3 separate regions of the Homo sapiens genome follow, and all the other regions are linked to region 3. Evidence: read pairs that join two places in POLR2A ChIA-PET (ENCODE). Cell type or tissue: HepG2. All regions are shown on one strand. Links, peaks and the distances in the headings refer to the core of each region. The heading gives the core; the rest is flanking DNA.

Region 1 (7,806 bases), core at 1,901-5,900, 160 kb after region 3:
TCTCACATCCAGTATGACTCCTTCTATGGTGTCCAAATGCTTCATGGCTGTGGCCATGGAAAACAGAGTGCCCCTTTGTGAGCCTGGAGATACCAACTGGGGGAGAGTGGGGACACGTCTTTGCTGGGTTGGAGCTCCAGCATGGACCACAGGGGCCCCCTATGTCCAGCAGAAAGAGGCCAGCCCAGTTCTGTTATGAGCTGTCCAGGGGGTTACACACTGTAAACTCCCTTGGGAAGGGTCAGGAATGTGTCCTGGAAGTTCGTCTGAAAATCAATGACTTTCATTTATGGCCAGGAACTTGTTTCCAGAACTGGGAAGAAAATCTATGGCAGATAGCTGCTCCCCTCTCCCCAGAGACTTAGGAGAATTTTTCCCTGGAGCAGGACTGAAGTGAAAGAAGAGGTGATTGCCCAGGCAGCCAAGCCCCCTTGTAGAAATACTCCAGAAATGGCAAATTTCTGAGAAGACAGAAAATAAAATAAAACCGTAGATAATAACAGGCTTACAGGCTTTCCTGGGAGGCTGGGAAATAATCCTTGAAGACCCTACTGAGTATTTGAGTGTGTGGAGAGTAACAGGGTTCTAAACTCTAAATACCCAAAAATGTAGGAAAATAAAACTTGCAATTAGCCAGGCATGGTGGGGCATGCCTGTAATCCCAGCTACTCAGGAGGCTGAGGCAGGAGAATTGCTTATACTGGGAGGTGGAGGTTGCAGTGAGCCGAGATTGCACCACTGCACTCCAGCCTGGGTGAAAGAGTGAGATTCCATCTCAAAACAAAACAAACAAACAAAAACAACAACAACAAAACTTTCAGATGGCATGAGAGAGGGGGACTACAATGGGGAAGAGTGAAGGAATATGATGGCTAGAGGATGACTAGATATTGGAGAGTCTGAGTTTTATTGGTTGGTTGGTTTTGTTCTGCTTTTAGATTAAAGTGCTCCAAGAGGTTGAAGCTGCAGATAAGAGAGAAGATGGCTCATGGAACGAGGTGCCCAGAGGGGTGGGAGAAAATGAGATTCTGAGTGAACGTGAATATGGAAAGATTCCCTTGGAGAGGGAAGATGCACCTCTTCCACCGATATGTGAACTTTCTGGTAAGAACAGAAGCAGATGTAAGTTTGGATCAGAGTAGGGGAGATTAAAGGAGTGCCGTCTCATCGCCATTGCTTTCTCTGGGGAGTACACAGGCAGGCCACTGCTTAGAGTGGACAGAAGTGGAACTGCAGGGGTAGATGGAAGTGACAGTTTAATAGCCATTGGGGTAGACAGGTGAGGGTCCAGGGAGGCTGGGCCAGGCAGGGGACAGGGGACATGGCACAGCATAGACAAGAAGACAGCAGAGCTAATGGTGTGAGCTTGGAGAAGGTGGAGACAAGGACTGGAGTGTCACAGCACACTTTGTGTGGGGTGAAGCTTGAGGTCTGAGCAATGCCCCTTGAAGGCCCCAGATTTCTTCAGCTTCTTTGCTCCCTGATAGGTTAAGTTTGCTACCACATGAGAGGGGACATCACCTTGCAATGGTGACAGCATTCAGAGTGGCACATGCCACTGCGGAGAGCCGGAACCACGGAGACCATTGTGACCTGGAGGCCAGAGTGTTGGGAAACACTGAGTGGCATCTCACAGAAAGCCAGAGGGGAGGACGTGGGGCTATCAGTCCAACTCCTCAGTTAATAGCCAGGGAAACAGAAGCCCAGGGAGATAAAGACGGTGGCAGAGGAGGAATTCTTTCTTAGCAGATCTTCCATTCCTAATCCAGGATCATTTCCAGGGCTCCCAGGTGAGAAAATGGGGAGGGAGAAAACTGAGTGAATCTCCTCTTAGAGTCATTGGCCTCCTAGGGGTGGGCTGTTGGCTGCACTCCTGGGCATTTTGGCACCACTTTTAATGATCCACATCCTTAACTCCTCAGGCAAAGGCTTCTCTTTTCTAGGTTCTCAAGATGCTTGAATCCTGGGACAAACACAGAGGAAGGAGCTCCTAAGGATGGGGGCAGTGGTGAGGAAACAGGCCACTGAGACAGTGATGGTGTTTGTAGGCAAAGAAGCTACTTGTATTTGCCAACCACACCAGGAGGCCAGGTTAGGAGTTTCAAAACAAGTTTGCTGCCAAGAAAAACACACAAAAACCCATAGATTCATGCTCTGTAAATCTCAAGAAGCAACTCTGTCCCATCCCCAGTCATGCCCTACACTGGGTCTGTCTTAGAATTCTATGTGCAAACTGGCCCCTGCTACTTATGACACCCCCGAGGGCCTGGCTTTCATTCATCCTCCTATCCAATCACTATCTGGTCCCCAGGGTAAAGTGCAGTATCTATACCCAGAGTCACAGCCTGCAGAGCCTCTGGGAGAAGCCGGCCACCAGGATGCTCTTCCCAGTGACGTAGCTGGCATCTGTAGAGTGCAGGAAGGACATGGTTCCTGCACAGTCCTCTTAACCCCTGCATGGAAAGAGAACAGAACTGAGGCCTCAGCCTATGCTCTAATGAACTCTGATCGCTGGTCCTGCTGCTCTGAACATAGGGCCCAGCACCACCTCCAGCCCTGAATCCCACCTCCCTGGCCCATCAGAGGCCTGGGCTCCATAGAGAGATATGGTGGGGCCCCTCATGCCCTCCAGATCCCACCTCATGGGCTGTGCATCCCCAGACTCTGTGAGAGGACGGGCTGATAGGTGAGGATACAGTCCGAGAGCCCTGTCTCCCCTGGAGAAGACTACCTGTCTCTGCTATCCACAGGGGTTTTTAAAGGAGTTTTGCAGAGCCAGATTATCTTCAACCTGAAAAAATTCAGAGGCTCAGTGCTAAATAGAACTGTGAAGGGCCAGAGAGGCTGCCATGGCAGACTCATGCCCTTGTGGGCAGATGGCCCTGCTCAGTGCTGGGTCTGCAGTCCCTCGACTGCTCCCAGAGAGGACAGCCCTGGTGCAGATACAGGAAGTGAGAGGCTGCTGGTCTCACAAAGCCATGGCCAGACTGGGGAAACCAACAAAGTGGTTGGTGGGGGCAACTGGGAGCTGCTGAACCCTCATCATGTGGTTAAAGTCAGTTCTTGATGATTCCTGGCAACAGGCGGGGCACCTGGATACCCTTTGGTGCCAGCTCTATAGCCAAGGGCTTGGTGAGTCCCAGCAGTGCAGTTTTGCTGGTGGTATAGGCCTCCAGCATCTAAGAAGGAAATGAAATGGATAAGGTGCACTGCGCTGGAGGAGAGGGGCTCTTGCTAGACCCCCAAGGCTATGGAGGATGACTATGCCTGCACTTACACCTGCACTCACACCAGCACTCACACCTGCACTCACATGTTTCTCCCACTCCACTCCAGGAAATTACCAGTGAACAAAATCTGAGCAGGAGCGGAATGAAGCCTGGGCTTAAAGAAAAGTCAGGAAGGCAGAGGCTGTGTTCACCCATGCTTAGCCCAGAGAGAATTGCTTAGGGTGCAGAGCCAGGGAAATGCACTAAAGAGACCCATGACCAGATTCCTGCTCTACCATGACTGGTCGCCCTTGGGCAAGTCACTTATCATCTCCATGTCTCAATCTCCTCCTCTGCCACAGGGAGTTTATCAGGCCTGCTCTGTGACAGTCATAGGAATGTCATGCAGGGACACTGATAGCCTATAGTGCCCCCTGGTGTAAATTTTTTAAAAAAACTTTCTTCTGAGCTTATGCAGCCCCACTAGTGCCTGACTTTGTGAGAGCAAATAGTAAAGCCACCCTGTTCTTCGGGTGAATGTAGCCCCAAGCCAGGGTACATGTCTTGTCAAGCAGAGCATGGACTGGATTTCAGCTCCTACTTGTTTCTAGACTAGGCGACCTTGTGCAGTGAACAACCTATACAACCACACATGGCAGCCCTGGGGCTTTAGGAACTAAATGAGATAATGGCAATAAGTGCAGTTTTAAATGTGGGCAGGACAGGCATCCAGTGTTGTGCACTTGGATTTTACTATCATGCGGGATCAATATTTACCTCCCTCATCCTGGCAACCACTCCACTGCCCTATCCCCAAACTCCCCACTAACTGTTTGAGGTGCACAGACAGCAGCAGAGGCAATCAGCACCACAGGCCTTCCCCTGTTAGAAGCGGACAGGCATGACAAGTGGAAGATGTACCTAATTAAGAAGCTATTTGCTTCCAGAAAATGAGCTTCCAAGTGACGAGGAGGCAGAACTGAGGAAGAGGAAAGAAGGGAAAGTAGGGACAGTGCCAGGGTCTCTGGGAAGAAGTGACTTCTTTGGGGAAGTTAGAGCTGAGAAGGTCCGACACAAGCTCCCCTGCTCAGATGCCCCAGGACTCCTAGGAACTAGCACCCAGGCAGGGCCAATCAGCATCTGGAATTCTGGAGAACAGGACCTGGGAACATGGAGCCATCAGTGTGAGGCTGCCACCTGGGGACGGCCACTCCCACAGGAGGAAAATGCACTGAGAGTGGCCTGGGTTGCAAATCTCACTTCGGAGCAGGAGCAGTAACTAGTTGCTGACTTGGACTCAAACAAGCCCAGACGAATGGCAAAAGGTGGAGAGTAGCTCCGCCATGAGAGACCCCAGCAGGGGAGGGACTGAAGGAGCTTCTTTTGGCCTCTCTGGAAAGGTTAAGGTCTCATGGCTATACCACATGGCCTTGTCCCATCCTTGCAGCTACCACTGGCCTGCGTTTCTCAGACGACAGAGCACGTCAGAGGTGATTGGGGCTCCCCTCTGGGTGTGGAGTCCGCCCGCCACATTCTTTCCAAATGTTCCCCTTCACTGTGTTGGTCACATCCTGTGGGGCCCAAGAAGCCTGGAGACGTGGTTTAGGAAGTGACATGAGAGCCTGGCATCCAGGGCACACTCCACCCTGCTCTCCTTGGGATATTCCACTTCCTGGGCCCCATCCCCCAGTGTTGCCTCGGGGTAGCAGAGAGCAAGGCAAAGTCTCCCCAGCTCCCATGGAGCCCTCACCCCATCTTCTCCATATGGGGCAAAGGTTGGCTCAGCAGCAGGGCCAGGGCCTTTGCGTTCCTGCTTGGGATTTGAAGTCAGAAAGAGGAGGGGAAGGGGGCCTGTCCGTTCAGCCGGCACCTCTGCTCACCTGGAGTCCCACGGACCAGACTGAGGGGAGGCACTGAGGGTCTGCGCTGCTGCTCTCTATGTGACCGCTGAGTCATGGAGGAAAAAGGGACCTGAGGCATGTGCCCTGCCCCCCGGGAACACTTGGCTAAAAACCACCTCACTGTGATTTGCTGCACAGACTCGCCGCAGGGCACAGCACCCTCCAGAAAAACAGGTCACTGAAAATAATATCAGGGGAGGAAGTCAAGAAGGCTGCTGTATTCATTCTGCTTTAATGAGTAGAGGTAAGAATTCTCAAGGCATAAACACCAGCCCTGTGTGGGGCCCTGTTTGGGGCAGGTGCTGAAATTTCAGTTTTTTATAAAAGCAAGAGGCTGGCCTGGGCAGAGATGGGCCAGGAAGGTCATGGACTGTGAGAACCACAGAGACAAAGTGGGGCAGGTGGAGAGAGGAGAGGCCTGGTCAGCGGGACAAAGCCTCCCTGAGGACAGGATGGCTCATCCAGATCACAGCACCCAGTCTCTGCCAACAGGGTCAGGTTGGGGGAGATGAGGACTGAGCCCTCGCAGGGGAGCACGTCAGGCATGGGGTCTACAGGGGCAGTGGGAGCCCCTGGAATACTCCTGGATTCTGGCTGGGAAGGGGCCTGGGCAGAGGTGTCTTCTCTCAGCTGTGGCTGTGGGCAGGTGAGGTGTCCCTGTGACAGCCCAGAGGGGGCCCATGGGACAGGTGCCAGTGAGTCTAAACTCACTGAGACAGCCTCAGAAACCTGAGCCAGGAGAGAATCGGGAGCAGAACTGGTGGCAGCTCCTCAGATCTGGGGCTTGGTATGGGACTGAATTGGAGTGACTCCCTCCTAATGAATAGAAAAAGGTGAAAATGACAGCATGCGATTTTGGGGACCAGGTCAGAAAAAGCACTGAGGCTTCCATCTTGGTTGCTCTCTCTTAAGCTCTCCTCTCTCTTTCTCTCGGCTCCCTTGCTTTGGAGGGAGCCAGCTACACAGAAATTCAGGCAGTCTATGAAGAGGCTCACCTTGTGCCAGTGACCACTTGAGTGAGCCATCTTAGAAGTGGCTCTTCCAGCCCCAGACAAACTTTCAGAAACTAAAGCCCTGCTTCACATCCTGACTAGAACCTTATGAGAAACTCTGAGCCCAACCCACCCAGTTAAACCACTCCTGAATCCCTGCCCCACAAAAACTGTGAGATAATAAATGGTCATTGTCTTAAGCTACTAGATTTTGGGATGTTTTGTTATAGAGCAATAGATAATATAATTACGCAAATGTAACTCCCCATATTTCTCCCAAACCTGCTCCATCTGCCGCCTTCCCCTCCTCTGTTGATGGCAGGCAACTCCATCTTTCCAATAGCCCTGGCTCAAGACTTGGAGTCATCCTTGATTCCTATCTTTGTCTCATACCTCACATCCAACCTGTCAGAACATCCTGTTGATTCCATCTTCACTATACATCAAAATGTAACATTGTCACCATTTCCACTGCTACCACCTAGTGGGGCCACCATGACCTCTCTCCTTGCCTACCTGAAGTCTAACCTCAACATGAGGTCTGAGTGATCCTTTAAACATGTAGGCCAGAGCAGGTGACTCCTTTCCTTAAAGCCCACAGTGGCTCCCGTTGCCCTCAAAGTAAAAGCCCAAGTCTTACAATGGCCTGTAAGGCTCTCAGTGATCTGTGAAGCCCCCTTACCTCTGACATCACTACTGCTCTCCTCCTGGCCACCCCTGCTTCCTTAATGTTTTTCAAACATGTTGAGCACACTCCAGCCTGAAGCCTTGTGCACAGCTGTTGCCTCTACCTGAAATGTTTTTCTTCCAAATGTCTACACACCTATCATCCTTCCCTCCTTCAAGTCTTTGCTAAAATGTCTCTTCTCAGTGAAGCCCGCTCTGATCACTCTGTTTACAGTTGCAGTCTATCCCCACTACTTCCAGCACTCTGAATCCCTCTTATTGTTTTTCTTTTCTACCCTACTTATCACCTTCCAACATCCTATGTAGTTGACTTATTTAAATGTTTATTGTTTACCGTTCATACCCCCTGCTAGAATGTGAGCTCCAAGATGGCACTGATCTCTGTCTTTGGTCTCTGGCGTATCTCAAGTGTCTACATCAGTGACTAGCACATAGAAGCATTCAGTAAATAAGTGTTGAATGAATAAACTGGCAAATCTACATGTTCCTACATGTAGGAACTACTTTATGCAATAGTGCACTTTTAATCTAAAGCTTCCTGTTTCGAAGTTATTCCAAGTGCTCTTGAGCACCTAACATAGTCCCTGAGAACCTCCACTGACCTTCAGGAAGCAGGAGTGCTAGAAAGTACAGAGCAGAAAGGAAACCATGAACCTTAGATTCACATGCTCAGATTCAAGGACGGCAACGGAGCTGCTGCTGATGCAGATGAAATAGATTGTCCCTCTGCAGTGTTAATTAAGTGTATCAGAAAATTACTTATAAGGTATTACAGAAGAGGAGGTAAGAAACATGGCTTCATACATCCCTGATCTTCTAATGAATGAACTATAACAGTGCCGGCCAAAATAAATATAATATGAGCCATATATTTCAACATGAAATCAATATAAAGACATTAATGATATATTTAACTTTTTTTTGAGACAGGATCTCACTCTGTTGCCCAGGCTGAAGTGCAGTTGTGCAATCAGTGTTCACTGCATCCTCGACCTCTGGGCTCAAGAGATCCTCCTG
Region 2 (7,806 bases), core at 1,901-5,900, 590 kb after region 3:
GTTGCCCATTCCTCTCATCCAGACTGCAGGTGTCTTCCTACACCTCCCTGTCCCATAGCCTCCGTCCTGTTTTTTGTTTGTTTGTTTTTCTTTGTGAATGTAGAAAAACATTTCATCATGAGCCCTAGCTCCTCAGTTTTCCACCTAACACCCACATTCCCTTGTTTCTAACTGCCGTGTTTTTCTGGAGCCTGCTGGGATCTTTGCAGTTTGCAGGTCATAGAATCAGACATGAAAAGGCTTCTCTTCCGACGTCATTGGTTCCTGGCTCCTTTACAGATGAGAACACAGGTCCAGAGGTGAGAAATGACTCTAGCAGGGTCATAGAATTTGTTAGTGCAGCTCAAGATGGGACTTAAACTCAGGCCTCCTGATCACCCATTCCCAGGCTAGGAAACAGGTCTCTGCTCGGTGTGGTGGTTCATACCTGTAATCGCAACACTTTGGGAGGCTGAGGCAGGAGCATTGCTTGAGCCCAGGAGTTCGAGACCAGTCTGAGCAACATAGTGGGACCCTGTCTCTACAAAAACTTTTAAAATTAGCTGGGCATGGTGGCACACATCTGTATTCCCAGCTACTCAGGAAGCTGAGACAGGAGGATCGCTTGAGCCCAGGAGTTGGAGGTTACTGAGCTATGATCGCACCACTGCACTCCAGCTTGGTGACAGTGAGACCCTCAAAAAAAAAAAGAAAAGAAAGAGGTCTCTACACAAGCCCGTGATTCTTCATGGCAAGGGATAACATCAGAAATGTTTCATTTTCTGCTATTAGTTTCCATTCCTTTCCCCATCCAGGCATAAAGAGAAACAAAAGACAATGATGGTATTCTCTGTGTCCTCAGCTTTGGCACTTTTGTTGATGTTGCTAAGGAGCAGTGACCTTGCTAAAAAGACTGAATAATCCACCCACTGAATAGCTAACCTGGGGAGGAAATGAAAATTTCCTTTGTGGATCTCCCCAAATCCATTGTTGTCACCAGGCCCTCCCAGAACCTCCTCAGTTCCTTCACAGTGCAACCCTGTGTACTTGGCCCGCAACCCAATAGTATTGTGCCTCACTTCACCTTCCATGGGCAACTGCCCTCCCTTCTGGACATAAAACCTCATATTTTAAATAAAGTTGAAATATGAAAAGAAAGTATGTCATAAGATATTCAGAAGTATTGTGTGTTTTGGGCTAAGGGCAGCAAGAGACTCAGAGGCAAGATTCCCTCCTTGACTCAATTTCTTGGTCACCTTGTTTTTTGTGTGTGTGTGTCCAGAAAAATTTAATAAGTTTGCTTAAATTATTATAAAGTTGAACCACTGAAATGTTCACTGAAACATTTTGACTTGCATTAATGCTTTACTTCCCCACCTACATTTACATTAAAAATTCACACACAAATGAAAATTGAAAACTGACAACACCTGACTTCTGTCTCCTATTTTTCTGCTCACAATCGTATACTTAGGTACCTTTTGACCCCATGGGGAAAAAATATCTAACATTCAGAACTACCAATGACAGGAAGCAGAGACTTTTTTTTTTTAAGAATGAAGTTTCCCCCATCATAATGGATTCTTAAGCACATTCTTCACGCATGCGGCGTGCTAGCTGGATGTCTTTTGACATAGGTGTTACACGTTTGGCATGGACAGCACACAGGTTGGTGTCTTCAAAAAGCCAACCAGATAGGCTTTGCTTGCCTCCTGCAAAGCACCACTAAGCTGCACTCTGCAACGGCAGATCTGTTTTAAAGTCCTGAGCAATTTCTCACACCAGATGCTGGAAGGGAAGTTTGCGAATCAGTTCAGTAGATGTCTGATAATGGCTAATTTCACGGAGTGCCACAGTACCAGGCCTGTAATGACGAGGTTTCTTCGCCCTCCAGTAGAGGGCGCACTCTTGTGAGCAGTTTTTTTTTTTTTTGGTGGGGGGAGGGGTGTGTGTGTGTAGTTTTTTGTTTTTTGTTTTTCCTGAGAGTCATGCTGTCACCCAGGCTGGAGTGCAATGGCGAGATCTCGTCTGGCTGCAACCTCTGCCTCCCGGGTTCAAGTGATTCTCCTGCCTCAGCCTCCGGAGTAGCTGGGATTACAGGGGCGTGCCACCACGCCCGGCTAATTTTTATATTTTTAGTGGAGACAGGGTTTCACCATGTTGGCCAGGCTGGTTTCGAACTCCTGACCTCAGATGATCCACCCGCCTCAGCCTCCCAAAGTGCTGAGATTACAGGCGTGAGCCATGCCCCTGGCCCCCAGTTTTTGTATTTTTTTAATAGTCGAGGTTTTGCCATGTTGGGCAGGCTGGTGTCGAACTCCAGGCCCCAAGTGATCCGCCCGCCTTGGCCTCCTGAAGTGCTGGAATTACACGCGTGAGCCACCTCGCCCAGCCGGAGCAGCTTTTGTAGGCAGTTGCTTCCTGGGTGCTTTACCTTCAGTCAATTTGTGAGCAATCTGCTTTGTGTGAGACTGTGAGAGAGACCTCCTTACTTACTCCCCTTCTTCGGCTAGAGCTCAGGGAGCTAGAGATGGTCCTGGTTAGAGAACTACCTTATTTCCTAAAAGTCCTATTCTCATTCTGCTGGAGTCCCCTCTGGCTATGCAAATGCTGAGGGGAAGGAGTTTTGGAGGACTTAGGCAGTCCTGATGTAAGACACTCCCAACAGGATCCTATCATCATTTTGGGTAGTGGGAAATTTACCAGGGCCCAGCTCTTCTCTGGAACCCAGCACCAACTGCTTTAACCAACAGTTAAAGGGAAGAGCTTGGGAAAAGCCCTGCGTTTCTCCTTGGGTGGGGAAATCCTTCCTTAAGAAGACCATCTGAGTTACATTCTGCTTCTTCTTCTTCTTTTTTTTTTTTTGAGACAGAGTCTCACTCTGTCGCTAGGCCAGAGTGCAGTGACGCAGTCTCGGCTCACTGCAACCTCTGTCTCCCAGCTTCAAGCGATTCCCCTGCCTCAGCCTCCCGAGTAGCTGGGACTACAGGCGTGCGCCACCACGCCCAGCTAATTTTTGTATTTTTAGTAGAGACGGGGTTTCACCATGTTGGCCAGGATGGTCTCTATCTCTTGACCACGCGATCCGCCCACCTCGGCCTCCCAAAGGGTTGGGATTACAGGTGTGAGCCACTGTGCCGGCCTACATTCTGCTCCTTAAGTGCTGGATGAAAGAGCAAAGCCCTTATCAAAGGCAACCCCCTAAGGCAACGGAGGAGAAATATGGAAAGGAAAAGCAAAGACGTCTGCCTAATTCAGAATGGAGTGATACATTATAAAAGGAGGGAGTCCTTGAAAAAGATTAAGTTCTAACAGGATTGACTTCTACATCACCTGAATAATGAAACAATCCAATTACCCTCAAAGTAATTAGAATGTTCCTAATAGGGAAGCCCTACCCTGAGAATAACAGATGCCTCCTCATTACATCATAATGGCCAAGTTGTGATGTCGGCACAGAGAATTTACTCTTCACTAAGTGTTGTAAGTGAAACAAGATATGCTGAAGAGCAGAATCAGCATGAGGAGCAGACACCCCAGGAGAGGTAAGTGGGTTCTCTCCATGGCTTATTGTCCAGGGTCTCTGTGGCCCCAACCTCACTGCAGATTTCTCACATTTTAACTTGAGGTTAGGTGTGTCTAAACTCTTTTCTCCACTAACCTTCAGTGCAGCTTTTGCTATCCCAAGTCTATCCGAAATCCTCAATCATTGCAGTTCTTACTAATCAGCTCTCCAGCTCTGATATTTCTTAGGAGACACAGCACAGGGTATTGGAGTATGATTTCCCCAGACGGCACAGAAACTCTCCATATCCATTTGGTTAGTCCCAGGGGTAGATCCAGGTTTTTGGGTGCCTGAAGTGTGCAACTTTTGGAGCCCCCTTTAAGACAAATAAATACAAGATTGGGGGGGAAAGTGAATATTTGTTTTAGAATGAGAAAAGCTGTCAACGAATAATTTTTTTAAAAGCTGTCAAAAATTGTCTACCCGACAAACCTATATATTGCTCTACGTTTTTTAAGCTGCCTGCTCTTTGATAGCCTTTTCATATGATGATTATGTTTTCCTAAAGAGAAAAGTAATTCAGTCTTCCAGAAAGATTTATCATATTTCAAAAATTCCGGCCCCCCCCCTTTTTTAATTTTTTTATTTTTTTATTTATTTTATTTATTTTATTTTATTTTGAGCCAGATTCTCACTGTGTCACCCAGGCTGGAGTGCAGTGACGAAATCACAGCTCACTATAGCCTCAACCTCCTGGGCCCAAGTGAGTCTCCCACCTCAGCCTCCCAAGTAGCTGGGACCGCAAGCATGCACTACCACAGCTAATTTTTTTTTTTTTCTGAGGAGATGGGATTTTGCCATGTTGCCCGGGCTGGTCTCAAACTCCTGAACTCAATCAGTCTGCCTGCCTCGGCCTCCCAAAGTGCTGGGATTACAGGAATGAGCCACTGCCCTTGGCCTTTTTTGTTTGTTTGTTTGTTTGTTTTTGAGACAGAGTCTCGCACTGTGGCCCAGGCTGGAGTGCAGTAGTGCAATCTCATTTCACTGCAAGCTCCACCTCTCAGGTTCACGACATTCTCCTGCCTCAGCCTCCTGAGTAGCTGGGACTACAGGCGCCCACCACCATGCCCGGCTAATTTTTTGGTATTTTTAGTGGAGACAGAGTTTCACCGTGTTAGCCAGGATGGTCTTGATCTCCTGACCTCGTGATCTGCCCGCCTTGGCCTCCCAATTTTTTTTTTTTTTTTTTGAGAGAGAGAGACAGGATCTTGCTGTGTTGCCCAGGCGATCCTCCTGCCTCAGTCTCCCAAGTGCTGGGTTTACAGACATGAGCCATGCACCAGGCCACATTTTTAAAATTCTTGATAGTTTACAAAAATGTTATCTTCACACCTTGTAGTGATAATGTCACAGATTTTTAGGATTTTTGTCAAACTTGTAGTGTTTCAAATTTGTAATAACTAATGTCATATACTATTTGAATTGGTGACATTATTTCTGGAAGCTATGCATATTAGTTTACTAGGGTTGCCATAGCAAAATAGCACAGGTTGGGTGACTTGAACAACAAATTTATTTTCTCAGTTCTGAAAGCTAGATGCTCAAGATCAAGGTGTTAGGAGAGTTGCTTTTTTCTGAGGTCTCTCCTTGGCTTCTAAACGGCTATCTTCTCCCTGTGCCTTCACATGCTCTTTCCTCTGTGTGCACATACACACCTGTGTCCAAATTTCCTCTCATAAGGACACCAGTGACACTGTATTAGAATCCACCCTATAGACCTCATTATTTTATTTCGAGATGGGGTCTCGCTCTGTCACTCAGACTGGAGAACAGTGGTGCGATCACGTTTCACTGAAGCCTCAGTCTCCTGGGCTCAAGCAATCCTCCCACCTCAGTCTCCCAAGTAGCTGGGACTACAGGCACACATCATCACACTGGGCTAATTTTTTATTTTCTGTAGAGATGGGGGACGGGGTCTCACTGTGTTGCTCAGGCTGGTCTCAAGCTCCTGGGCTCAAGTGATCCTCCCGCCTTGGCCTCCCATAGTGCTGGGATTACAGGTGTGAGCCACTGCGCCCAGATCCTAAAGACCTCATTTTAACACAGTTACCTCTTTAAAGATCTTATCTCCAAACACGGTTACATTCTGAAGTACTAGGGGTTAAGACTTTAACATGAATTTTTGGAGGGATATAGTTCAGTTCATAACATTATAACTACATGGGGATACTTTATTCACAGAAGTAACTGTAAAGCACTTAAGTATACCTACTAAACCCACACTAAATGTATTCCTGCTCGGCACAGTGGCTCATGCCTGTAATCCCAACACTTTGGGAGGCCAAGGTGGGCAGATTGCTTGAGCTCAGGAGTTTGAGACCAACCTGGGCCACAAAAAAGTACAACAAATTAGCCAGGTGTGGTGGTGTGCCTGTAGTCCCAGCTACTTGGGAGGCTGAAGTGGGAGGATCACCTGAGCCTGGGGAGGTCATCTTTTTCTTGTTTTTTTTTTTTTTGTTTGCCTTTTAAAATTTTTGTATTTCAATAGGTTTTGGGGAACAGGTGGTGTTTGGTTACATGGATAAGTTCTTTAGTGGTGATTTCTGAGATTCTGGTGCACCCATCACCTAAGCAGTGTACACTGCAAGCAATGTGTAGTCTTTTTTTTTTTTTTTTTTTTTTTAGATGGAGTTTCACTCTTGTCGCCCAGGCTGTAGTGCAATGGCTCCATCTCAACTCATTGCAACCTCCGCCTCCTGGGTTCAAGCGATTCTCCTGCCTCAGCCTCCCGAGTAGTTGGGATTACAGGCGTGCGCCACCACGCCCAGCTAATTTTGTATTTTTAGTGGAGACGCGGTTTCACCATGTTGGCCAGGCTGGTCTTGAACTCCTGACCTCAGGTGATCCGCCCACCTCGGCCTCCCAAAGTGCTGGGATTACAGGCATGAGCCACTGTGCCCAGCCCAATGTGTAGTCTTTTATCCCTCACTCCCCTCCTACTCTTTCCCCCAACCCCAGTCCCCAAATTCCATTGTATCATTCTTGCACCTTTATGTACTCAAATAACTTCTAGGCTTAATTGTTTGTTAAACAATCCAATAGTAAAGATATCCATCTTACCGGAAATGTCTCAGAAGAATAATTTTGTTACTATCTTTAAAAGTGTGAAAGCAACCAGAGGAGGAAAAAATACAGTAAACTTTAGCTCAATTAAGTTTGAGGTTGCAGTCAAGAAATGTGAAATTATTAATATACTGGGTTTTTCTACTGACTTCTACATCCATAATTGCAGAATAAAAATTAAGATTCAAAAATTTCTCTTTTTTTTTAAATTTTACTTTAAGTTCTGGGCTACATGTGGAGAACGTCCAGGTTTGTTACATAGGTATACATGGGCCATGGTGGTTTGCTGCCCCCGTCAACTCATCATCTAGGAGAACTCAGTCTTAACCAATTACCATTTAAGTATATTTTTTCAAACTTTACAAAAACCTACAATCATGTTAACACATTGCTGGGGCTCCTCCCATGCTTTGGGTGAGGTCTGTGCAGGGAAGGACTCTGAAACTTTAGAATCCTTAGCTATAGAATAGGGTTGTCCAATTTTTTTGCTTCCCTGGGGCTACGTTGGAAGAAGAATTGTCTTGGACCTCGCATAAAATACACTAACACTAATGATAGCTGATGAACAAAAATAACAACAACAAAATCACAAAAACTCAAAATGTTTTAAGAAAGTTTATGAATTTGTGTTGGGCTGCATTCAAAGCTGAGCTGTCCTGGGCCACATGTTGAACAAGCTTGCTATAGAGTAAAATGTGCCTCCAGACAGCCCTGCTAATGTCTCACTCATGCAAAGGGAAAGAAAGCTTTCACTAGAGATGGAGTATTAACATCTCTACAGTGAGGATGACATGAGTCCCCATTCTTTAGCAGTGGTCCCTGGAAGAGCTGGGGGAGATTATTGTCTTGCTAAAGTTGGGACCCTTGTCAGCCTGGACATCTCCCTTCCCTTCACTTCCCCACCCCAGTTCATTCCATCCAAAGCTATAGGGAGAAACCCACATAGAAGGAGGAGGCTTCAGCCTGCACTCTAGAACTGAGGCAGGAGAGTTTCTTTTCCCTTCCTGGGATTCCCCTTATTCCTAAATCTGTCTTCGATTCTGCCCCCCACTCCTGATTCTTGGCAGTGTCTTTCTGAGACAAGAAAGGTGACTGGACCATCCACCTTTTGTAATTCCAAGCCCATGATTAGTGACATCCAGAGTGACTCATTGAACCCTCCAGGGTCAGGTGTTTTGTTCCCACTGACGGTTCTTACC
Region 3 (7,806 bases), core at 1,365-5,364:
CATCAGGGATATGGGTCTGAAATTTTATTTTCTTACAGTGTTTTTATCTGGCTTTGGTGTCAGAGTATTGCTGGTCTTATAAAATGAGTTTGGAAGAGTTTTTTCCTCTTCAATTTTTTGGACAATTTTGAGTAGGATTGGCATTAATTCTTCTTTTAATGTTTGGTAGAATTCACCTGTGACACTAGCTGGTCCTGGAATTCTGTTTGTTGGGAGATTTTTTTTTTTTCAAGAAGTAAGCTTAAATCTCATGTTGGGAGGTTTTATTAAAAATTATTAATTCAGGCTGGGCACAGTGGCTCACGTCTGTAATCCTAGTACTTTGGGAGGCTGAGGTGGGCAGATTACCTGAGGTCAGGAGTTCAAGACCAGCCTGGTCAACATGGCGAAACCCCGTCTCTACTAAAAATACAAAAATTAGCTGGGCGTGGTGGTGCATGCCTGTAATCCCAGCTACTTGGGAGGCTGAGACAGGAGAATTGCTTTAACCTGGGAGGCAGAGGTTGCAGTGAGCCCAGATCGTGCCACTGCACTCCAGCCTAAGCAACAGAGTGAGACTCCATCTCAAACAAAACAAAAAATTATTAATTTAGTCTCCTTTATTTATTTATTACTTACTTGTTCCTGCTCTATTCAGATTTTTAAATTCTTCATGATTCATTCTTGGTAGATTATATAATGCTAGGAATCTATCCATTTCTTTTAGATTATCCAACAGAAGGAAAATTGGAAAATTTACAAATATGTGGAAATTAAACAATGCAACTCCTGACCAATAGGTCAAAGAAGAAATAAAATGGAAAATCAAAAAAATCTTGAGAGAAATGAAAATGGAAACAAAACATGCCAAAACTTTTGGGATGTAGCAAAAGCAGTTCTAAAAGGGAAATTTATAGCTATAAATGCTTACATTAAGAAAAAAGAAATATCTCATATAAGCAATCCAACTTTACATCTCAAAGAACTAAAAAAAGTAGAACAAATGAAGCCCAAAGTTAGCAGAAGGAAGGAAATAATAAATATTAAAGCAGAAATAAGTGAAATAGAAAACAGAAGAAAAAAAGAGAACTTAAATAAATATAATTAAAAAAAATCTTAATCTCTCTCACAACCATGGTAGAGAAAACCAGACTGCGAGATTAATATTACAAGTGTAACCAGTTTTGCCAACTTAATAAAGAAAGCTATTATTTCTCCAGTATTCTCCAAAACCCAAATAATTATGAAGTCTACTTCCCCTGAGGAGTTCCCTTCCCTGATATGTCCAGAAAGCACTTGATAGTTACCTCAAGGCTCAGGACCAGCCTGGGCTGCTCACCAGTATCACTAAGAACTTCCTTGATGTGGAAGGATCCAACAGGCCCTACCAGAATGCCACTGCCCTGGAAGTTGCCTCAGCTGGGCTGCTATGGCTGTTGCCACCAGCACTTCTGCCAGCTCTTCATTTAAAGTCTTCGTTCTGCCTTTAAGTTGCAACTGTCTCAATTACTCTCCTCCTCCCGCTTCACCTCAGTCTAATCAATCCTCTCAGAAAAGCACTTAAGCTTCCAAGTCACAAAATAAAATTTAAAATATTTATTCTCTAGAAGCCATAAAGGAGCAGATTGATAAATTTAACTGTGTTAAAATTTAAAACTTCTGTTTGGCAAAAGACAAGACAGACTGAAAATGTAATTGCAGAACATATGATAAAATGGCTAATTGCCTTAATTTGCAAAATAACTCATGCAAATGAATGAGAAAGTAAAACAACTCAGAAGAAAATAGACATGTTATAAGAACAGACAGTTCACAGGAAAAATATAAATGGCCTGTAAAATTATGGAAATATACTTAGTCTTGCACGTATTTAAAATATGGAGATAAAAACATCAGTAAGATAGAATCTTTCAACTTATAGATTGGTAAAAAATTTAAAAAACCTTTATACTATCTAGAGCTGGAAAAAGTATGGAGCAATAGGTACTTTCAGATTTTTTGATGAGATTTTGTATTGTTGCAACCTTTGGGAAGGCAATTTGGTAACATCTATCAAATATTTAAGTGTATGTGTATTTTGACTGTTTTGACTGAGAAATTTCATTGCTTGGGATTTACATTGTGAATATGCTTGATAAAATTTCCTATTAGTGTATGTGCAAGAATATTTGCAGAGGCATTGTTTTAAAGGAAACAAAAATGTTATTCCCAAATATACATTTTAGATGTATTTTAAGATGGTTATTCAGAGGGCCTGCAGACAAGAATAGCCCAGAAAAGCTGCCTTTTCTGGAGGAGATTTCATCTGTAGAGAAAAATCTACATTAGTGAAATAAAGCTAGGCTTTCTCTGAGGCACCCTTTTTTAGTCCAGATCTAGGAAATATTAACTCAAGCGCAGGCTACCGTCTACTCTTTCTGAGAGCTGCTACCTGCGAGGTTTCATCTACCTAATAAGACTGCCTTTGGTAGCCATGCCTTTCCTCTTCTCTACCTCCCATAACCTGTATTGCGGTGCTCCAAGCTCTTTTCTTTCTGTAACCTCAAGATGGTATAAAAGCATCAACAATCTGGCTCTTTGAGTTTTATATTTTGTATGACTCCTGTGAATACATGCGCATGTTAATACATTTTGTATGCCCTTCCTCCCTTAAGTCTGCCTTTTGTCAGTTGATTTTCAGTGAACCTTCAGAGGGCAAAGGGGAAGTTTTCCCTTGGTCCCTACGGTTTAATAGTGTGATCTGAGAGCCCAAAATAAATGCCCCTTTATCAACTAAGATAGACTCTAAGGTTAAGGAAACAAAGTTACCTACGAGTGGAGCATTCAGAGCCCAGCTGGCACGGCAAATTTCTAAATTCCCAGGACTCTAAACTTCCTAACAATAGCAGCCATTGGACCTCTCCTAAATCTGATTTATAACCCAGACTACTGTAATTCTGATTGGACAGAGGACTGGCCTTACAAACACTCTTTTCTGATAAGCTACTGTAAACATTAAGCCAGTTTCAGTCAGCTTATAGAGGCTGTGGACAAACGGTCTTTGTGCCGTACGGTTAACCTTTTGATGTAAAGAGCCAAATTCCACCTCATTTCAGTGCTAAAACCCTGTTTCAAAGTAAACTTGAGATGTATGTAACGTGTGTTTACTCGTTGCTCATTTGCTCAGCTCCCCTCATAAATATGTATAGCTTTTCCCCAAACCTGCTGAATATGTATGGCTCTATTGTGTAACACAGACCCATGAGGAGTAAAACCCAAGCTGTTCCCTCCCCCTACAAAGAGAGACCACCGTCAGTCCGTGCTGGTTTGCTGGTTTCTCTTCCCAACTTACAAACCAATATCACCAATAAAGCTCTCCTTTCTGCTATTTAACCATCGTGGTGGTCTTTTGAATGGCAACAGCGAACAATTTAAAAAGCAAACTCGTTTAATAGCAAGCAACTTAAAAAGCCAAGCTTAAGTATCTATTGATAGGAAAATTAAATTGGAGTATATAAAAATAATACAGCTGTTTAAAAGTGAGGTAGATTTGTAAGTGCTGAAAGGGAAAGATGTCCAAAGTATATTATGAAACATAAAGAACAGGGTACAGAGTAATATGATGTAAATGAGAATTACATGGCCATAAAGACATGCTAGTAGATGCATTCAGCATTTTTCTAGGAAATGTACAACACACACACACACACACACACACACACACACACACACATTAACAGCAGTTGCCATGGAGAAAAAAGCCATGGAGGAATATTTTATTTGAGCTTTTTCTTCTTTTGGACATACAGGGTTGGGTTAAACACAGTCTTCAGTTCATGGCATGCCCCGTCATTGGTTTAGACAGGCCCCTTAGAGAATGACAGGCCTCATTCTCCACTTTCATTTGCCTCCTTCTCCTTTAAAGAAAACCCTTCTGTTTAATGTATGTGGTATTACTTGCATGTATTCTTGTAAAATGTGTATTGTCTGTTTGGTATGTTGTATTCATTTTTATAACTGATATGTGCGATGGATCCTATTTTTTCACTCAGCATAATGCATGACACTCTGGGTGTGTGTAGTCGTTGCTTCTAACTGCTGATGGTACTCCACATTTTTCCTATCTGCTTTATTCTAGATAGATATCTGGGTCACTTTCAGTTCCTCTCCATCACAGTGTGAATAAACATCCTCATACAGGTACTCAAGTAAGCTACAGTGTGAGGTTTTTTTTTTTTTTTTTTTTTCCAGTACACATCCAAAAGTGGATCTTGATGGTCATGAAGCACAATGATATAGAACTAAGAACTGTCAGATTGCTCTTTAGGGTGGCTGCGCCTGTCTACATGCCCACCAGTAACATAAGAGGACACTTCTGTCCTCACATTTCTGCTAATACTTGGCATTGTTCAGCTTTATAATTTTTGCCAGCATAATAAAGTAATGTCGTGTTATTTTAAAAAGTTGAATTATTCTCATAGCCAGTTTGGGCCTCTCCTTATATACTTGCCAGCCTATTTGATTTCCTCTTTTTGCAAATTGTTTATTTCCTTTGTTCATTTTTCTTTTGGATTTTCTGCTTTTTAATCTTAATTTTAATAGCTTCTTGTATATCTTAGATACTGTGTTAGTTTTTAAAAAACATTAGGGATAGCAAATAACACAAAATTTGTCACCTGTTTGTTAACTTTGATCATGTTGTACTTCCTTGAATAAATTTTCTTAGTTTGATGCAATTGACTTAATCAGCTTTGGCCTTATGATTTGTTCTTCTGCTGTTCTTTAGAAGTCCTTCCCTGCCTGGTATTGTTAGGAAGATATTAACCCACAATATTTACCATTGACTTATAATCTTTTGCCTTGAAGTCTTTAATCCTTCTAGAGATTTCCTTGTATATATACTCTGGTAAGTAGGGATCCAGTTTGATTTTTTACCTCTAATGAGACAGTTTTTCCAACATCATCTCGTAAACAATTTGTCCTTTTGTCAATCAACTGTGATGCAAGATTTACTGTATATCAAGTTCTTATTATGGGTACAAACTTTTTCTCAGTTCTTTGTTATATTCCATTGTCCATGTTTTGTCCTTGTGCCAGTATCATACATTATTTAATTTTTTATCATGAGATATAAGACAAAGAAAAATGCACAAAACATAAATCTCCCACTTAGTGATTCAAAATGAGCGCCTAGCTCATTACCACTCAGGTTAAGAAAGCACACTGCCAAGAACCCAGAAGCCCCTGTGTGTTGCTCAATTTCTGATGCCTTTCCATTATCTTAAGGCAATCATCCTCCCAAAGTAACTAGCACCCTGACATTTATGATGATTAATTTCCCACTTAAAAATACTTTATTAAGCATATATTTATAAACCCTACACTTTAGTTCTGCCTGTTTTTGAACTTTATATAAAAGGAATTATACAGTATGCATTCTGTGTAGCCTGGCTTATTTCACTCAACATTATTGATGAGATTCATCCATGTTGTTATGTGTAGTAGCAGGTTATTGTTTTTCACTTCAATCCCAGTTTTCAGTGGTAGATTAAAGAAACACTCACAGTCCTTCACTCTTTCCAATACCCATGCCTTTTGCAATGTGACTTTAGAGCTCCTCCCATGAAGAAATGGGGTCTAGTTCTCTTCCCTGGAATCTGGGCTGGCATTGTGGCTTCCTTTGGCCAATAGAATATGGTCAGGGTGACCACACGCCTATTCTGAGCATAGGCCTCCAGCAGCCTGTGTGCTTCTGCTCTGTATTTCAGGACTCCTGCCTCAGCCACATGAAAAAGGCTGGGCTAGACTGCTGGAGAATGATGTATGTGGAACACAGCTGAGTAAGCTTGGTTGTGTGGGCTAAGCCCTCAGAAATTAAAAGAATCTCACAGATGCATGAGGCAGCTCAGTTGAGACCAGAACTCCCCAGCTGAATTCAGTCTAAATTGCTGATCCATAAAATTGTGAACTCAATGAAAAGTCACTAAGTTTTGGGGTAGTATGATAGACAACCAATACATATTTCATTGATGTCTGTACCACAATTGATCCATTCTACTGTTGATAGAAATGTAACTTGTTCCAGTTATATAAATTGCACTTCTATAAATTGTGCTGCTATAAAACATTCTTATCATGCCTCCTAGGGCATATGTGCATGCAGTTCTATTGGGCATATATCCAGAATTGAAATTTCCTAAATTTTTTTTTTTTTTTTTTTGAGATGGAGTCTCGCTCTGTCGCCCAGGCTGGAGTGCAGCGGCACCATCTCGGCTCACTGCAAGCTCCACCTCCTGGGTTCACGCCATTCTCCTGTCTCAGCCTCCCAAGTAGCTGGGACTACAGGCACCTGCCACCACACCCAGCTTATTTTTTGTATTTTTAGTAGAGATGAGGTTTCACTGTGTTAGCCAGGATGGTTTCAATCTACTGACCTTGTGATCCACCTGCCTCAGCCTCCCAAAGTGCTGGGATTACAGGCGTGAGCCACCGCGCTGGGCCAAAAAATTTTTTATAGCTACATAATAGTTTTACATATTTATGGGGTTTGATATTTTGATACAAACATACATTGTATAATGATCAAATCAGGGTAATTGGGGTGTCCATCACCTCAAGCATTTATCATTTATTTGTGTTAGGAACATTCCAATTTCACTCCTCTAGTTATTTCAAAATATACAAAAATTACTATTAACTATAGTTGCCCTATTGTGTTACCACTGGATCTTACTCCTTCTATCTAACTGTATTTTTGTACCTGTTAGCCAACCCCTCTTCATCCTCTAATCACCTCCACAGTTCCCAGCTCCTGGTAACCATCAACCTACTCTCTATTTCCATTAGATCGACTCTTTAGCTCCCATATATGAGTGAGAACATGTGATATTTGTCTTCCTGTGTCTGGCTTATTTCACTTAATATAATGTCCTCCAGTTCCATCCATGTTGTTGCAAATGACAGGATTTCATTACTTTTTATGGCTGAATAATATTTCATTGTTGTATGTGTACCACCATTCGTCCAATGATGGTTACTTAGGTTGATTCCATATCTTTGCTATTTGTGAATAAACATGGAAGTGCAGATATCTCTTTGATACACTGATTTCCCTTTTTTTTTTTTTTGGATATATAGCCATCAGTGGGATTTGCTGGATCATATGGTAGCTTAATTTTTAGTTTTTTGAGGAACCCCCATATTGTTTTCCGAAATGGCTGTACTAATTTATATTCCTACCAATAGCGTATGAGCATTCCCCTTTCCCCACATCCTCACTGGCACCTGTTGTTTTATTGTCTTTTTGATAAAAGTCATTTTAACTGGGTTTAGATGATATATCACTGTGGTTTTGGTTTGCATTTCTCTGATGATTAATGATGTTGCACATTTTCTTCACATACCTGTTGGCCATTTGTATATCTTCTTTCAAGAAAGGTCTGTTCACATCTTTTGCCCATTAAAAAAATTGGATTACTTGTTTTCTTGCTGTTGAGTGGTTTGAGTTCCCTATATATTCTGGTTATTAATCCCTTGCCAGTTGAATAGTTTGCAATTTTTTTCCCATTCTATAAGTTGTTTCTTCACTTTGCTATTCGTTTCCTTTGCTGTGAAGAAGCTTTTTAGTTTGATGTGATCCCGTTTGCCCATTCTTACTTTGGTTGCCTGTGGTTTTCAGGTCTTACTCAAGAAGCCTTTGCCCAGACCAATGTCTTGGACAATTTCCCCAATGTTTTCTTCTAGTAGTTTTATAGTTTCCGGCCGAATTGGAATTTTTAGCTCATAGAGTATTATATCTTTACCTTTAATAGTTAATGACTTTATTTATAAAATAGCTGTATGAATTTA

What was found. Peaks named below come from ENCODE experiments on the same cell type or tissue, not always from the same donor. Only the 100,000 strongest peaks of a DNase experiment are listed, where the experiment ranks them.
Region 1: POLR2A ChIA-PET joins it to region 3 with 5 read pairs; 2 of 35 experiments call an interaction of 5 or more read pairs at or near these places.
Region 2: POLR2A ChIA-PET joins it to region 3 with 6 read pairs; 1 of 35 experiments calls an interaction of 5 or more read pairs at or near these places.

What each region holds. Positions count from the first base shown.
Region 1 is chr14:23,723,562-23,731,367 of GRCh38, reverse strand. It overlaps LOC105370409 (a long non-coding RNA gene), which reads left to right and starts at 1,626. Exons shown (of 6, transcript XR_007064083.1): 1 at 1,626-1,790. In HepG2, for the core only: CTCF peaks have their summits at 3,624 (motif pointing left) and 4,408; a DNase peak (open chromatin) is centred at 3,607.
Region 2 is chr14:23,289,249-23,297,054 of GRCh38, reverse strand. PPP1R3E (protein phosphatase 1 regulatory subunit 3E) reads left to right here. Exons shown (of 5, transcript NM_001276318.2): 5 at 1-1,403. It also overlaps the pseudogene H3P37. Among named protein-coding and RNA genes, the nearest start is that of HOMEZ, 7.0 kb to the right of the region's middle. RefSeq lists a silencer at 1,646-1,958 and an enhancer at 2,610-3,474. In HepG2, for the core only: no CTCF peak of the experiment used is centred there; no DNase peak of the experiment used is centred there.
Region 3 is chr14:23,879,399-23,887,204 of GRCh38, reverse strand. The region is part of intron 2 of LINC00596 (long intergenic non-protein coding RNA 596); the gene reads left to right. Among named protein-coding and RNA genes, the nearest start is that of LINC00596, 20 kb to the left of the region's middle. In HepG2, for the core only: no CTCF peak of the experiment used is centred there; a DNase peak (open chromatin) is centred at 3,044; H3K4me3 peaks cover 1,412 bases.